Regions from separate parts of the Homo sapiens genome. Here region 2 is linked to region 1. Evidence: read pairs that join two places in POLR2A ChIA-PET (ENCODE). Cell type or tissue: IMR-90. All regions are shown on one strand. Each heading gives the region's core, and the rest is flanking DNA. Links, peaks and the distances in the headings are about the cores only.

Region 1 (7,731 bases), core at 1,370-6,369:
GATAAACATGCTGACTAACACCAGGAGGTGATGCCAATCTCTGGTAAGAGAAGAGAGAAGGAACAGATCCTCAGGAGATGAGAGGTAGCCACCTGGAGGGGAACAACAAGGAAACGTTAATTTGGGAAAGATCTAAAAAAGGAAACCACCACGTGCACATCACGTGCACATCATGTGCGACTCTGCAAGGTGGAGGTGATGCCTGGGCCCATCGCTGCTCATAAACTGGCACCTCTGTGGGTATGACATCGGCGGCCCCTTCCTGTGGGGCGTTAGAAGGAAAGACGGGAAGGGTTTGCCGTTGAAGTTACAGAGAGGAACCAGCTAAGTGAGTGGTTTGCTGCCTGGGAGTGTCCTGCTGGGAGGAAAAGAGACAGATGTTGTTGGCAAGAATAAGCAAGGAATGGGAACAGGAAAGACATGTTCCCAGGGAGACATTGCAGATCCCCTGGGCCAGCTTCTGTGGAGATTCCTATTTTGAGGGTCAAGGTTGAACTTGTGTTACACAGGACATGGGATATAGCCCTGGCCTTTTCCAAGCAATAGCCTCACTTATTCTACCTATATTTGTGGAGGATCTTCCACATGCCTGGCTTGTGTTGGTTCTCTTGGGCCTTCAACCATGAACCATACTCTGGGGAAGTGCTCAGGTGAGTGAGAGGCAGGACGCAAACGATTCCCAGCAAGGAGGCTCTGGAGCTGGCCCAGCTGCCTTCAGATCCAGGCTCCACTACTTTCTGCCACGTCACCAACAGGGTTTACCTAGCTTTCCTGCATGCTTATCTGTGAAATGATATTTACCTCACAAAGTAGTGAAGAAATGTGTAATTAGAATGGATGATGTAAAGGCGTTTAGCAAATTGCCTGGCACATGTTATACACATAATAAATGAGTGTTTCTGTTGTAAGCACGAGTTGGAAGGGACAGATAAGTAAACTGCAGTGGCGTAAAGTGTTGTGGGAGTGTAGAGGAGGGAGTGTCTGACTCTGCCAGGAGCAAGATCAGGTTATTGAGGACATTGCCAAAAGAGTTATGAAACACTGGGACTTTGGTCAGGGTGGGAGGAGGTCTGAGAACGGGCATCATGAAAATGTTCCCTAAATGTTTCAGGTATGCTATCCATCCCTCCCCCTCCAGAAAACCACTAATGACTCTTTAAAAGTAACTTTTTTTTTTTTTTTTAGACAGGATCTTGCTCTGTTGCCCAGGTTAGAGAGCAGTGGCACAATCATGGCTCACTACAGCCTCGACCTCCTGGGCTCAAGCAACCCTCCTGCCTCGGTCTCCTGAGTAGCTGGGACTACAGGTGCATGTTGCTAAGCCCGGCTAATTTTTAAAAATTTTTTTGTAGAGATGAGGTTTCATTATGTTTCCCAGGCTGGTCTCAAACTCCTGAGCTCAAGTGATCCTCCTGCTTGGCCTCCCAAAGTGCTGAGATTACAGGTGTGAACCACCACGCCCAGCAAAAATTAACTTATTATTATTTAAAAATTACTTTTCATAAAACTTGGAAAATAGAGGAAAGAATTGCTCACAATCCCAACACACTAGTATTTGCTGCCTCCCTATCTTTATTGTTACTGTTTTTAAGTTTTAATCATAGTTCATGTGAAAATTTATATTTTGCATTTTTGCCTTAATATGCAATCATACACATGTTTACTACGTTTTTTTTGTTTGTTTTGTTTGTTTGTTTCCCGAGACAAACTCGTGCTCTGTTGCCCAGGCTGGACTGCAGTGGTGGGATCTTGGCTCACTGCAACCTCTGCCTCCTGGGTTGAAGTAATTCTCCTGCCTCAGCCTCCCGAGTAACTGGGATTTCAGGCACCTGCCACCATGCCCGGCTAATTTTTTTTGTATTTTTAGAAGAGACGGGGTTTCACCATGTTGCCCAGGCTGGTCTCGAACTCCTGAGCTCAGGCAGTCTGCCCACCTTGGCCTCCCATAGTGCTAAGACTACTGGCGTGAGCCACTGCACCCGGCCCAACATACATATTGTTTCTAATGTCTGCACAAATTTAATGGACTATATCATATTTATGTAACTAATTATCTATTGCTGGGTATTTAGGTTGTTTTCTTTGTGTTTGTGTGTGTGTGTATGTGCACATTTTTCTGTCATGTGAATGGTAAATTGACATAATTTCCTTAAACATTTAGCTAATTTTGGATATTTAAGTAGTTTTTCTTCTTTTGTTTTTGCTATAATATGTAAAGGTCGGGCGTGGTGGCTCACGCCTGTAATCTCAGCACTTTGGGAGGCCAAGGTGGGCGGATCACAAAATCAGGAGTTTGAGATCAGCCTGGCCAATATGGCGAAACCTCGTGTCTACTAAAAATACAAAAATTATCCAGGCGTGGTGGCAGGTGCCTGTAGTCCCAGCTACTCGGGAGGCTCAGGCAGGAGAATCGCTTGAACCTGGGAGGCGGAGGTTGCAGTGAGCCGAGATTGTGCCACTGCACTCCAGCCTGGGCAACAGAGAGAGACTCCACCTCAAAAAAAAAAAAAAAAAAAAAAAAAAAAAAAAAAAGTAACAATGCATTGAAAATCTTCAGGCATATGGCTTTTCCCGTATTTTGAATAATTTCCTGAAGGAGTATTGGGTCAAAGGGCAGGGATATTTTGTGATTCTTGACTTGTATCACCAAGCTGCTTTCTCAAAGGGTTGTTTGTGCCAATTCAGATACTTCAGCAATATGTGGATACCAGTTTCCCACTTCCCGGACTACAACCCACAGCTGGTGAGTGGAAAAGAGGACATTCTTCTAAGAAGCTACCAACAAAGGAGGTGCTCATATGAACGAAAGGGGACAGGATAGAAGAGAAGAGGGAGACTGAATGTGGGAAATGGAGAGAAAGCGAAAAAGAAAGGAATAACCAGAAAGGACCATTTGCTGGTAATTTTTTTTTTTTCCTGATTGGAAAAGTAATTCATGCTCCCTGTAAAAATCCAGACTTTTTCATTACTGTTTAAGTTTGATACTGAAAGTCCTCCTCTGGTGCCAGCCTCTGCTAACTGTTTAGGTATATTCTTCCAGATTATTTATTACACGAATACTTTTTGTTTTTAAAGAAATAGCTTTGTACTATACACACTGTTGTGCAAGTTTCCCACTTATATCTGCGACACCTTCGGAATGAATATGTGAAGTGTGAAGATCACGTTTAGTTTAAATATTGAATTAGAATCGAATGAGAAGCCATGTTGCACATTGCCCCTGCCAGCCATCTCCTGGCCAGTTTAGAGAGAAGGCCTTCAGCTGCCTCTGTTTCCCTTTTACAGTCAGTGACATCCCCTGAGGGCAGTCCCTTGCTGCGTATTGGGTCAACCCCCGGCGGCCTGTGGACTCGGCTGGGAGGCCAGAAGCCGAGGGAGAAGACCAGTAGCTGGCCATAGTCTTGTGGGGGCCTCACTGGGCCCTCCTTGCCCGCTGCTCCCGGAACCTTGTGCCTATGGATTAATCATTGCTGCAAAATCTCACGTCCAGGAAGAATTAAACCCATCGCCTTGGGGGCAAGACTAGCCTGGCTTTTGCATCTTTATAGCCTTTCTCCGCAGGTGCAGCCACCACCTCCAAAGTGACTGCCGGTCGGTCCAAGCGCTCTAACAGGCTCTTCCCCGAGCCTACCTGGGCTCGAGGGGTCCCACACCTGGTCCGGGGCGTAGCCCATGTGAGGCCTGCAAGCTCCGGGCGCCTGGCCTACCTAACTCAGCCCCGCAGTCTCTGCAGAACCCCCTGCAGCCCCGTGGCCCAGTTTCTCCATTTGCTCACAATGGCCAACGGCGTGAGGCACTTGAGCGGAATGCGGACGGTGCCTCCGACAGCTTTCCCGCAGTGCATGATCTCAGGAGGGGCCCCAGAGACGGAAGTTTACGACGCCCAGAGCGCTCCTTCTGGACGTGCCCTGGACTCGACTTGGGACTGAGTCTGTGCCGCCTAGGCTGGCAGGGACTCGGCCAGATGCACTAGCGGCAAGGCTGGGCTGACACCGCCTGGGACTCGCTCGCCGTACCTCCAAGGGGCCCAGGTCATGAGGGGGCGGCTGGGGAGACGCCCGCCCGGTGCCCGCCCTGGGCCCGGCGGGTGCCCCCTGCCCGCCGCCTGACGCAATCCGAGGCGCCCTTGCTGCATGCCGGCGCTGGAGAAACCTCCCCTGCCGTTGCATCACTCCTGCCAGGTTTGCCACAGAGGTGGAGCTGAACCAATCAGCGGGCGCGCTGGGCCCGCGGCGCGGTTAAGTGAGAAGCAGAATCCGAAGTTGATTGGCCAAAAGGGGATTTGCCCCACCCCAATCACCGCGGCAGCTGGCCGCGGTGGGCGTGGTCTCCCGGCAAGAAGGTTTAAAGGGCGCCTCCATGGGGGGCGCTCAGCTGGAGCTACCGAGCGGTGCCAGGCCAGGTGTGTGCGTCCGTCGGTCTTTCCGTGCCCACGCCGGAGACCAGCCCCGGAGGCCGCCTGGGCCTATCCCTGTGCCAGGCACCATGAAGCAGGAGTCTGCAGCCCCGAACACCCCGCCCACCTCGCAGTCCCCTACGCCGTCCGCTCAGTTCCCCCGAAACGACGGCGACCCTCAAGCGCTGTGGATTTTCGGGTACGGCTCCCTGGTGTGGAGGCCCGACTTCGCCTACAGCGACAGCCGTGTGGGCTTCGTGCGCGGCTACAGCCGCCGTTTCTGGCAGGGAGACACCTTCCATCGGGGCAGCGACAAGATGGTGAGCATCCAACCGTGCCCAGGGGAGTGAGGGGGTTGGGGGCGGGATACTGGGCGCCAGTGCCCTGGAATGTCCGGGGCTCTCTGGGCCAATAGAAAGAAATGTGTAAACCTGTGTCTGGGGTTTGTGGCTCATTTAAATGTATGTGCCCAGTGCATCACTGTGATGGCTGGAGTCTGTGAACCTGTGGATCCCTGTGTTGATCACCAACTGGGACCACTGACATGTCAGTGTTTCTGGACGTTTCTCCTACATCCGTGCATCGCTCCCCCACCTTCCCCTGCATGAATGGGACTCAGCATGCAGAGTGGGGCACTTGGAGGCCCGGGTCAGCGGGATTGATAAAGGTTTCCTTGCTGATGGCAGAGCTGATTTCTAACTTGTCTATTTCAAAATATTTCTTCCCTCCCTAGCCTGGCCGTGTGGTGACGCTCCTTGAAGATCATGAGGTAAGTGCCCGAATCATGAAGGGGAACCCTGGCCCAGTGTGAAGGGGGACCAGCAGAGAGAGCTCATAGGCTCTTGGCTGCAGGCTAGCTCTGTCTGATGCTTCTCTGGCAGAGTAGAAACGTGTTCTAGCTCAGTGCTTCTCACCAAATCACATGAGGATCTTGTTAGAATGCAGATTTTAGTTCAGTAGCATGAGAATGGGTCCTGAGACACAGCATTCCTAACTAGCTTACAGGTGATGCCACCACATCCTGGACCACACTTTGAGGAGGAATCCTGTCTTCCCTGGTACTAGACCACTTTGTCAACTGTTTTTTTTTTTTGTTGTTGTTGTTGTTGTTTTGTTTGTTTGTTTTTGAGACAGAGTCTTGCTCTGTTGCCCAGGCTGGAGTGCAGTGATGCAATCTTGGCTCACTGCAACATCTGCCTTCCAGATTCAAGCGATTCTCCCACCTCAGCCTCCCGAGTAGCTGGGATTACAGGCATGCGCTACCACACTCAGCTAATTTTTGTATTTTTAGTAGAGACGGAGTTTCACCATATTGGCCAGGCTGGTCTGGAACTCCTGATCTCAAGTGATCTGCCCACCCTCAGCCTCCCAAAATGCTGGGATTACAGGCATGAGCTACTGCACCTGGCCTCAACTATGCCTTTTTTTTTTTTTTTAAGACGGAGTCTTACCCTTGTCACCCAGGCTGAAGTCACTGCAACCTCCACCTCCTGGGTTCAAACGATTCTACTGCCTCACCCTCCCGAGTAGCTGGGTTACAGGCGTACGCCACCATGCCTGGCTAATTTTTGTATTTTTAGTAGAGATGGGGTTTCACCATTTTGGCCAGGCCGGTCTCGAACACCTGACCTGAAGTGATCCACCTGCCTTGGCCTCTCAAAGTGTTGGGATTACAAGCATGAGCCACCACGCCTGGCCTTTCAACTGTTCTTAACAAAGAGAGTACAAGGGCTTGAGGTACTGCCACCAGATGGCTCATCAGCCGACCACAGCCTCCCTTATAGAGCACAGTCCTGGGTGGGGGTGGCATGTTAGGATAGGAGAGGGAGCAGCAAGGAGCTGTCATGACTGACCCCGGGTGTCCCTATTTCTTCCCAGGGCTGCACTTGGGGCGTGGCATACCAAGTGCAAGGGGAGCAGGTAAGCAAGGCCCTGAAGTACCTGAATGTGCGAGAGGCAGTGCTTGGTGGCTACGATACCAAGGAGGTCACCTTCTATCCCCAAGATGCTCCTGACCAACCACTGAAGGCATTGGCCTATGTGGCCACCCCACAGAACCCTGGTTACCTGGGCCCTGCGCCTGAAGAGGCCATTGCCACGCAGATCCTGGCCTGCCGGGGCTTCTCCGGCCACAACCTTGAATACTTGCTGCGTCTGGCAGACTTCATGCAGCTCTGTGGGCCTCAGGCGCAGGACGAGCACCTGGCAGCCATCGTGGACGCTGTGGGCACCATGTTGCCCTGCTTCTGCCCCACCGAGCAGGCTCTGGCGCTGGTGTGAGGGGCTGAGCCCCTGCGGGGAGTGCTCATGTGGACATCAGGGCCAGACACCCACTCCAGTGCACAAGACAGACTTGCGACCGCTTGAGCCCACTGAGCAGATATGGTGGGTGGCTGGAGGCTTCTCTTTCTCAGTCCCTGCCTGTCTGCCAGCCTGCAGCTCTCCTGCTTGACACTGACTTACTACTTGAAACTTTATTTATTGCACCATGTTGGTGTGGTGGGCAGGTGGAGGGCCTGCCCTGGACACAGGGGCCCTGCTGAGCAGTGGCCCCATCCTGGAACTTGACCAGATTCCCCCCAGTGCTGCTGCTAACCCCACACCACCCAGGCCTCCACCTCCCCAGGGAGTCTCCAAGAGCCTCGATCCTCTGCTCACTCAGCCCAGCCATCCATAGCCCTGGGAATTCCACCTGCCAAGGATCCCAGCAGGCTGGATGAGGGATAGTAGGGCATGAGGAGAAGGAGCCCTGTAAGGACTGAGGCCCCGGCCAGCCCTTCTCCTCCACCAGTTCCCCAGAGCAGAGCTGGAGCTGATGCCTGGACACAGCTGCTGAGCCTGGCCTGGGCCTCTTACCCACTTGGTTGTTTTCTTGTCCCTCTGTCTGTCTGTCTATCTACTTGTCTGTCTGGGCCACTCCTGCCTGTGTGTTGGTCTATTCCTGGGAAGCTCATCACTACAGGCCCTGGCAACCTTCCCAGTCTGTCCCATACTGTTACCCATAAAACTATCTCTTTATCTGTGCTGTGCCGGAATGTGGTTCTTTCTCAGATGGGGGTTTGGGGCAAGTGAGGTGGTGATGCCCTGGAAGGCTCCTAAGAGGGGAAAGGGCTCCCTCTTCCTCTCCTTCCCTCTCTTCCCAGGAGGGGCAGCTGGGCAGGCAGAATTAGCAGGTGACATCACTCTCATGGGTACAGTTCATGCCTTACGCATGCAAATAGTACCCCCTGAGTTGTGCAGAATTCAGCTCATGCTCTACTTGGCAGCCCTGTGAGCAGTGTCCTTGCCACCAACCTGGACTCTGTCTCATCCTGCCCAGCTGCCCCAAGGAGGCT
Region 2 (7,731 bases), core at 1,550-6,549, 830 kb after region 1:
GGAGGACTTAGTTCAGCCCTGTGTTCCTTAGCAGAACTTTGAGTAGATTTGGTAAGAAGGTGAAGAGCTTTCCTGTATATTTCAGCAGAAGTTGTGTTGAATCACAGTTTGCTACAAGGTTTTGTGATGGTGGACATTGTGACCCTTCCAAGGTCTCTTATTCATCATTGTTTCTATTCTCCTGAGGCAGGCAAAGAAGCCTGAAATGTAGAAATTGCCTTAGATATGACTCTGTTCATTCTTAATACTGCAAGTGCTCTTATTCTTGGCTGGTAGCTTGGCAGTGACCAGCACTGTTAGAGCAATCTTCTCCAATCTTTGGCCTCTTTTTCTGGCCAGGAATGATATATGTAGTAGAAACATATAATGAGAGTTTAGCCTTCATTGTTAATTCTTACTGTAATTTTGGTCTGGAATCCAGAAAGTATAGTTGCCATTCTTTAAGACTTCCAATATCATCCATTATTAATGCATTTAACAAGTGTTTATTGAGTGCCTATGAAGTGTGCAATCAGTGATGGGTAAAACATTACCCTTGCCATCAAAGAGCTTATGGCTAGTCAGACATGTAAACAATTAAAACACGGTGTGGTAAGTGCTGCTGTAGAAGTATGTGTACGTTGTTAATGGAAGCACAGGGGAGGCGACCTAAGTCAGTTCAGAGGAATTAGGAAAGGCTTCACAGGCCAGGCATGGTGGCTCACCCCTGTAATCCCAGCACTTTGGGAGGCCAAGGCGGATGGATCACTAGGTCAGGAGTTCGAAACCAGCCTGGTCAAGATGGTGAAACCTCATCTCTACTAAAAATACAAAAATTAGCCGGGCGTGGTGGTGCATGTCTGTAATCCCAGCTACTCGGGAGGCTGAGGCAGGAGACTCGCCTGAACCCGGGAGGCTGAGGTTGCAGTGAGCTCAGATCCTGCCAGTGCACTCTAGCCTGGGTAACAGAGCAAGACTCCGTCTCAAAAAAAAAAAAAAAAGGAAAGGCTTCACAGAGGAAGGGATGCTTGAACTGTGAGTCCTAAGGCAGGTGGAGAAGAGCTCTCCAGGAAAACAGTGGAAAAGGGGCATCCCTGGCAAGACCATTTACCATTCCCTGTTTAAAATAGGAATTCAGTGCTTCAGACTGCTTTAGATGGCTTTGTCTGTCCTGAAGCTGTGTATGAAAGAAATACTTAGCTGAAGTTGAATGACCCTTGAATGGTCTGGCAGCAAAATGACTGGTGCATATCTTTAGCACCCAAGAGGAGTAGCTGTCTTTGTGCGCCCAGGACCCTAGAGATGCCAGACTCCCCACACTCCTTAGTAAAAGGTCTCTACCTGAGATTATTCTAAAAGCCTGCCTTGTGATTACTCTAGTGTATTAAGCTCTGTGAGTTGCTCTAACATGTGGTGGCTGTGAGTAATCATGATAACAGGAAATTTGTGATTCATGGATAGCTAATTCTCAAATAAAATTTGAAGACAAAAAGGTACATGCCCCTTTTGGGGGGCAAAGAAGGAAATGTCAGAAAGCTTTTATGCAGCTCTTACTTCAGATGGCCTCCTGCTTTGAATTATACTGTTCTTTCTATCTAAAGTAGCCTTCTCCTTTACACCAAATTGTACACTTATTTTTAGGTCCAATTCTGTATTTATCAGAGCCACAGGGCTTTCTGTGACTAGTCCCCCACCTTGAAACCAATATCTTATTGTTATTTTATGTATGTCTTCATTTCCTAAGGATCGGGGTCATGCTCTTTATTTCCTTTACATCACACCGTTTAGGACAGTGTAAGATAGGCAGTAAGTACTAAAAAAAATAAATGAGACTAATTTAAAGATGTCAAATATAGTGCGGGATAAACTTGGACATCCAGGTGAATAAAATAATCAGGAGGAATTTATGACCTCTTTAGAAGAGAGATCAAAACTACGATTAATAAAATGGTGACAAAGAAGTAGAGATGCAGCCTAATTAGGTGTGAAGAACATAAGAGAGAAGAAGTCCACGTATGCAGAAAGCAGTGCTCAGTAAAGGGTTCTTAATTCAGGGGAGACCTAGTTAAAAATATGGCTAAAAGCTGGTGTGAGAGAGCCAGTGGAGGTGGAGATTTAAGTTACATCAAAGAGTAGATGAGTGCTGAGATTTTTATTAAGCTTTTTCAGAGGGAGGGGAGTCTCTTCAGTGGAGTACATTGGAAAAGACTGATTTAAAGTTTTATGCTAAATCAGCTTAGTCTTGGTGAAGTGTGACTTGAAGTTATCAGTAAATACCCAAGTTCAAATCCTGTAGACTTGTCATTTCCTGCCTCTCATCTCTAAGTTGGGCTGTGTTTTCCTTAAGAAGCAAATGTATGTGTTCTTGATAGCTAACCCTCCTCCTCTGAAAGTTTCTGAAAGATTTTTATGTGGAGGGAGCTGGGCTTGTTTTCAAGGACAAAGGATAGAAATGGACCAAAGCCCAGCAGGCAAGATTTAAGTTAGGGTTACAAAAGGATTGTCTGTGCTGGAGGGTTGCTAGATTTTTAAAAAGTAACTGAAGGAGGTATTGAGATCGTCCTCCTCCTTAAGAGCCATTAATCTGATCTAGGTTATATTATTCCTTCTGGAAACAATGGGTAAGATGACTTTCTTCTAGTTGTGTTTTTTTAATTGTAAATCTAATTCTTCTTTCTCTATTTGTTTCCCCAAGTTTTTTTCCTGTATAGTTGTGTGGTGGTACTTCGAGCCTTTTGAGAAGTGACTCTAAGAAGAGTTTGGTTGGGTGGGTTTCATGAAGGAGAAAAAGTGGCAATACTCTAATTTCAGCTTTTGCTCAGTGTTTGAACGCATATATGATTTGGTATTGGGGAAACATACTCATTTTTTTCGAGACGGAGTCTTGCTCTGTTGCCCAGGCTGGAGTACAGTGGCGTGATCTCGGCTCACTGCAAACTCTGCCTCCCGGGTTCAAGCGATTCTCCTGCCTCAGCCTCCTGAGTAGCTGGGATTACAGGCGCGTGCCACCACGCCGGGCTAATTTTTTTATTTTTAGTAGAAACGGTGTTTCACCATGTTGGTCAGGCTGGTCTCAAACTCCTGACCTCGTGATCTGCCTGCCTCAGCCTCCCAAAGTGCTGGGATTACAGGTATGAGCCACCACGCCCGGCCAGTTATTTTTGTTTTTTGTAGAGACAGAGTCTTACGATGTTGCTCAGGCTGGTCTCAAACTTCTGGCCTCAAGGGCTCCTCCTGCCACAGCCTCCCAAAGTGCTGGGATTACAGGCATGAGCCACCATGCCCAGCCCCTGCCTTTCTGAGTAGCTGGGACTAGTGGTGCTTGCCTCTGCGCCAGGCTCCAGTCATTTCTTAGTGTTCAATACACACGCTCTGAGTTCTCCACATAGAATAGATGACTAAGAGTGGATGTCCCTGTGGCCAGCAGCTATGCCCCTCACCAGCCTTTGTGAATGACCTTCAAAGCTCTTGTTGAATTTTCTGTCTCTGAGGTCTCTTGAAATAAGGCTTGTGAAGTGTCTTGAGATCCTCACAACAGGTGGTATACAATGAAAAATGTCAATGTTCTCCTAGTTTTGTTTCTTTGATCACCATTTCATCCCTCCTTCCGGTGCCTGCAGCTGCCCTCAGCCTTCAAAGTGATTCTCACTGGAGAGAGAGGATGCTTCTCTCCCTGGACCCAACACCTCTTCATTTACTGTCTAAAAATAGCCCAGCCTCTTCAGGCTGGGAGTTGTCTTTCGAAACCTCCTCTCACCTACTTGGCCTCACTCATTTCAAAGTGGAAGAGCACTACTGCTTTCCAAGTTTTTCTCTCTTTCAGTTTGCAATTTAGGGCAGGTTCCCTTCTTGGATTTGAGTCAATGTCTTATTTCCTGCTGGTATTTTGAATGTCTTTCATTTGTCACCTGTGTATTTTCATTTCTTGACTGATGAAAAAACAGGTAGAAATGAGGCTTCAGCCTGACATCTGTAACCTCCCCACCAACCCTCTGAGTCTGAAGTTGGGCTTGATGCTGTTATCACTGACCCTTTGTTTGGAGAAAACAGTCCAAGGTTTGAAATTGGGGCTATGTTTATTCAAACTAAGCTTCTCTGAGCACATGGTCTGTCCCACTCATCCTCAGAGTATCCGTTGGTTTTACTTCATGTTCAGACTGCAGTGTTGTTAAAGAAATAAAGCTACAGTGTTTTCAGAAGGATTTGTTATATTATACTTCATGTTCCCACTGCTCCAGGCTAAGCGTCTCCTCTGGGCTCCATTGTTTAATGCAGGACAAAGCCAGGTTTTCTGGCAGCTTCCTTTTCATAGCAATTCTCAGTAGAGGTATAGAATGAGACCTGCCTACCTTCTTGGGTGTTTATTACCCCATTTGTGGATTTTACTTTAACTTCTGTTACCTTAAAAAAAAAAAAAAAAGTTGGTGAGGAAGGCAAGAAATAAAAGTGAGTATGACAGCCAGACTGGGTAGTGTGGATTTTTAGCGTTGGTATTTTTGAATGTCCAGATTTTCCAAATCCTTCCTTCCTTCCTTTCAACAGTTATAGCAACAGGTCCAGTGCTTCTTCATTGGTCACATTATTTTCCTCTGGTTTTGAAGGACACTTAACAGAAGAATGAGTTTACAGTATGGATAGCTCCTCCTAGATTTCAAGGGAGTAAATTCCCCCCTCTCATTTTGTCACAATGTTTGCAATGCTTTTTTTTTGCTTTTTTTTTTTTCCTTTTTTCTTTTTTGAGACAGAGTCTCACTCTGTCACCTAGGCTGAAGTGCAGTGGCGTGATCTCAGCTCACTGCAACCTCCACCTCCCGGGTTCAAGTGATTCTCTTGCCTCAGCCTCCCGAGTAGCTGGGATTACAGGCATGTGCCACCATGCCTGGCTACTTTTTGTTTTTTCAGTAGAGACAGGATTTCAACATGTTGGCCAGGCTGGTCTCGAACTCCTGACCTCAAGTGATCTGCCTGCCTCGGCCTCCAAAAGTGTGCAATGCTTTTTTTGGTTGCTTCCCTATTTGGTAAAACAATGCTGTGGGTTTTTTTGTTTTTTTTTTTTTCTTGCTGGGATTTTAAAGTTTATATGCCTTATCTCTCCTCCTAAAACTGTAATGAAGCTAAAGATATTTTCCTTTCCCTGCTATGCCGGGCATGGTGGTGCACACCTATAGCCCCAGCATCTTAGGAGGCTGAGGCGGGATGATTGCTCGAGCCCAGGAGTTTGAGGCTGCAGTGAGCTATGATGGCACCACTGTATTCCAGCCTGGGCAACAGAGTGAGACCCCATCTTAAAAACAAACAAAAACTGTCTGCCCCTCTGTTTATAATTGAGATTTTAATTTACTTGAAGATCTTAGAACAACCCTTTGTGAAACCATATGGCTGATTTTTTTTTTTCCACTTTGTCAAATGTTCTTTTGGAGAAATCCTGAGAAGAAAGTTTATTTGGTGGTTCAGGATTTGAGTGTTGCTCCTTATTTATCACAGTTCTCATCAGCCTTTGAGACCCATCTTCCTTTAGTGGCTCTTCTGGTCTTTTCTTCATAAGTTTGGCTGATGCTGTTACAGATGCTAGCACTTAAGAAAACAAGACTTTAAAAAATTATGAAATACAGGCCGGGCGCAGTGGCTCATGCCTGTAATCCTAGCATTTTGGGAGGCCGAGGCGGGCGGATCATGAGGTCAGGAGATCGAGACCATCCTGGCTAACACGGTGAAACCCTGTCTCTACTAAAAATACAAAAAAAAAAAAAAAAAAAATTAGCTGGGCGTGGTGGCGGGCGCCTGTAGGCCCAGCTACTCGCGAGGCTGAGGCAGGAGAATGGTGTGAACTCGGGATGCGGAGCTTGCAGTGAGCTGAGATCGCGCCACTGCCCTCCAGCCTGGGAGATAGCGAGGCTCTGTCTCAAAAAAAAAAAAAAAAAATTATGAAATACAACAGACATTAAGAGAGTGTACAAATATAATATTGTATTATAAATAATGATAAATGATTTCCCCGTGTAACCACTGCCCAAGTGAAAAAATAGAACAATGGTAAGGTATTGGCAGTTTCTGAGGGACGTGATGCGAATGTTGTCATCAGGGTGGGTGAGGATGTACTAGGCACTGTGCTAAGCATTTTACATATACTATCTTATTCAAGTTTTACAGAAGTCTACCATAAATACTATTACCACCCCATTTTGTAGTTAAGAAAACTAATGATAAGAGAGGTCAGGTGAGTAGCTGGTAGTTACATAGCCAGTGAGTGGCTAAGCAAGAATTCAAATAGAGGCTTTCTGAACTCCAGGGCCCACACTTAATCTTTATTCTGCATTCCTCCCAGGGAGCCTTCATGTGCACAGCATGGCACTGACTGCAGAAGTGTGCCTAGTATTGCCATAGTCAAAGGGCACATCATGCACTCAGCTTAGAAAAAGGGACAGTTCCCAAAGAGGGGGAAAAAAAAGGGACAGTTCCTTAAAAAAAAAATACTTTGTCCCCAACATTCCTTATAAAAGTCAATTTAATGAATTTCTCAGACTATTATTTTAGATCCATCACTCAGTAACCCTTGTCCATCTATATCCTTACTCCTCTTCCCACCTCCAGCTCCAGATTTCCTGAACTTTTGTTTCTGCTGCCTGTTCTTGTCAGAAACTGTGCAACCTTGGTTCTGTGGGTATGTGAATGTCAGGTTGGCAGGGTGCAGCTGTGTGGTTCCAGATGACCAGAAGCCACAAGCGGTTGCTGCTTCTCTCTTGGGATTGGTTGGGGAGTGAAGGGCAGACCGACGGATGCCTTGGTTGTTTTTGTGTGTGGGTATCATGGGGCTTCAAACTGTTGTGCTCTTTGTTGGCTGGTTGATTTTGTAGCTCATGCTCTTGAGGTGCTCTTTCAGGTCTCTCCCTGTTTTCCTCTGAATTCCACTGTTTTGTTATCTCTTGTTAGCATACAACTGACCTTGTTTTTGAAGCTGTGGAGAGTAGCTGGTGGAAATACCTCTTCCAGTTGGGAAAAAATGGACTTAAAATGTCCCATGTCCAGGCTGACCTGGATGATGACAGTTGGTTGATGAGTTAATTTGAACATGAGCAGAAATGAGGTCACTTGCCTGCCTGACTCCATGTGGCCATGCTGGCTCCAGGTTGCAAAGTTCTTTGAGCAAGTACCTTGTCTTGCCTAATCTCGAATGTCTGTTCTTTTTATTTCTTATCTCAAATAGGCATTGTGATAACATTATAGGTGCAAAAGTATGAGGTCTAAAGGCCTCTGCTTCCCTGTACTCCCTCAGTTTGTCCTGAGCAGAGGGAGCCCCAAGCCAGATGGATTGGATGGAGAACAGCCCATAGGCAGTTTGCAGTTGTGGGCGCGTAGCTGGGAGCATGCTCAGAAACTGATTCTTGGCCTCACGCCTATAATCCCAGCACTTTGGGAGGCCGAGGCGGGTGGATCACGAGATCAGGAGATCAAGACCATCCTGGCTAACATGGTGAAACCCCGTCTCTACTAAAAACACAAAAAATCAGCTGGGCGTGGTCGCGGGTGCCTGTAGCCCCAGCTACTCAGGAGGCTGAGGCAGGAGAATGGCGTGAACCCGGGAGGCAGAGCTTACAGTGAGCCGAGATCGCGCCACTGCACTCCAGCCTGGGTGACAGAGCAAAACTCCGTCTCAAAAAAAAGAAACTCTGATTCTTGCACCTCTACGCTACTGCTTTGGAGAAAAGCAAGCAGCTGCTTGTCAGGACTAAACTTGTAACATGCAGGCCTACC

The links. ChIA-PET counts read pairs that join two places held together with the same protein. Peaks named below come from ENCODE experiments on the same cell type or tissue, not always from the same donor. Only the 100,000 strongest peaks of a DNase experiment are listed, where the experiment ranks them.
Region 2: POLR2A ChIA-PET joins it to region 1 with 12 read pairs; 1 of 35 experiments calls an interaction of 5 or more read pairs at or near these places.

The regions. Positions count from the first base shown.
Region 1 is chr15:40,949,099-40,956,829 of GRCh38, forward strand. CHAC1 (ChaC glutathione specific gamma-glutamylcyclotransferase 1) reads left to right here and starts at 4,373. Exons shown (of 3, transcript NM_024111.6): 1 at 4,373-4,716; 2 at 5,130-5,165; 3 at 6,275-7,414. The coding sequence starts at 4,486. The coding sequence ends at 6,676. RefSeq lists enhancers at 3,582-4,175, 6,601-7,151 and a silencer at 3,847-4,106. In IMR-90, for the core only: no CTCF peak of the experiment used is centred there; DNase peaks (open chromatin) are centred at 3,843 and 4,223; H3K4me3 peaks cover 2,903 bases; H3K27ac peaks cover 2,036 bases.
Region 2 is chr15:41,776,377-41,784,107 of GRCh38, forward strand. The region is part of intron 2 of MAPKBP1 (mitogen-activated protein kinase binding protein 1); the gene reads left to right. Among named protein-coding and RNA genes, the nearest start is that of MAPKBP1, 5.8 kb to the left of the region's middle. In IMR-90, for the core only: no CTCF peak of the experiment used is centred there; a DNase peak (open chromatin) is centred at 4,105; H3K27ac peaks cover 1,047 bases.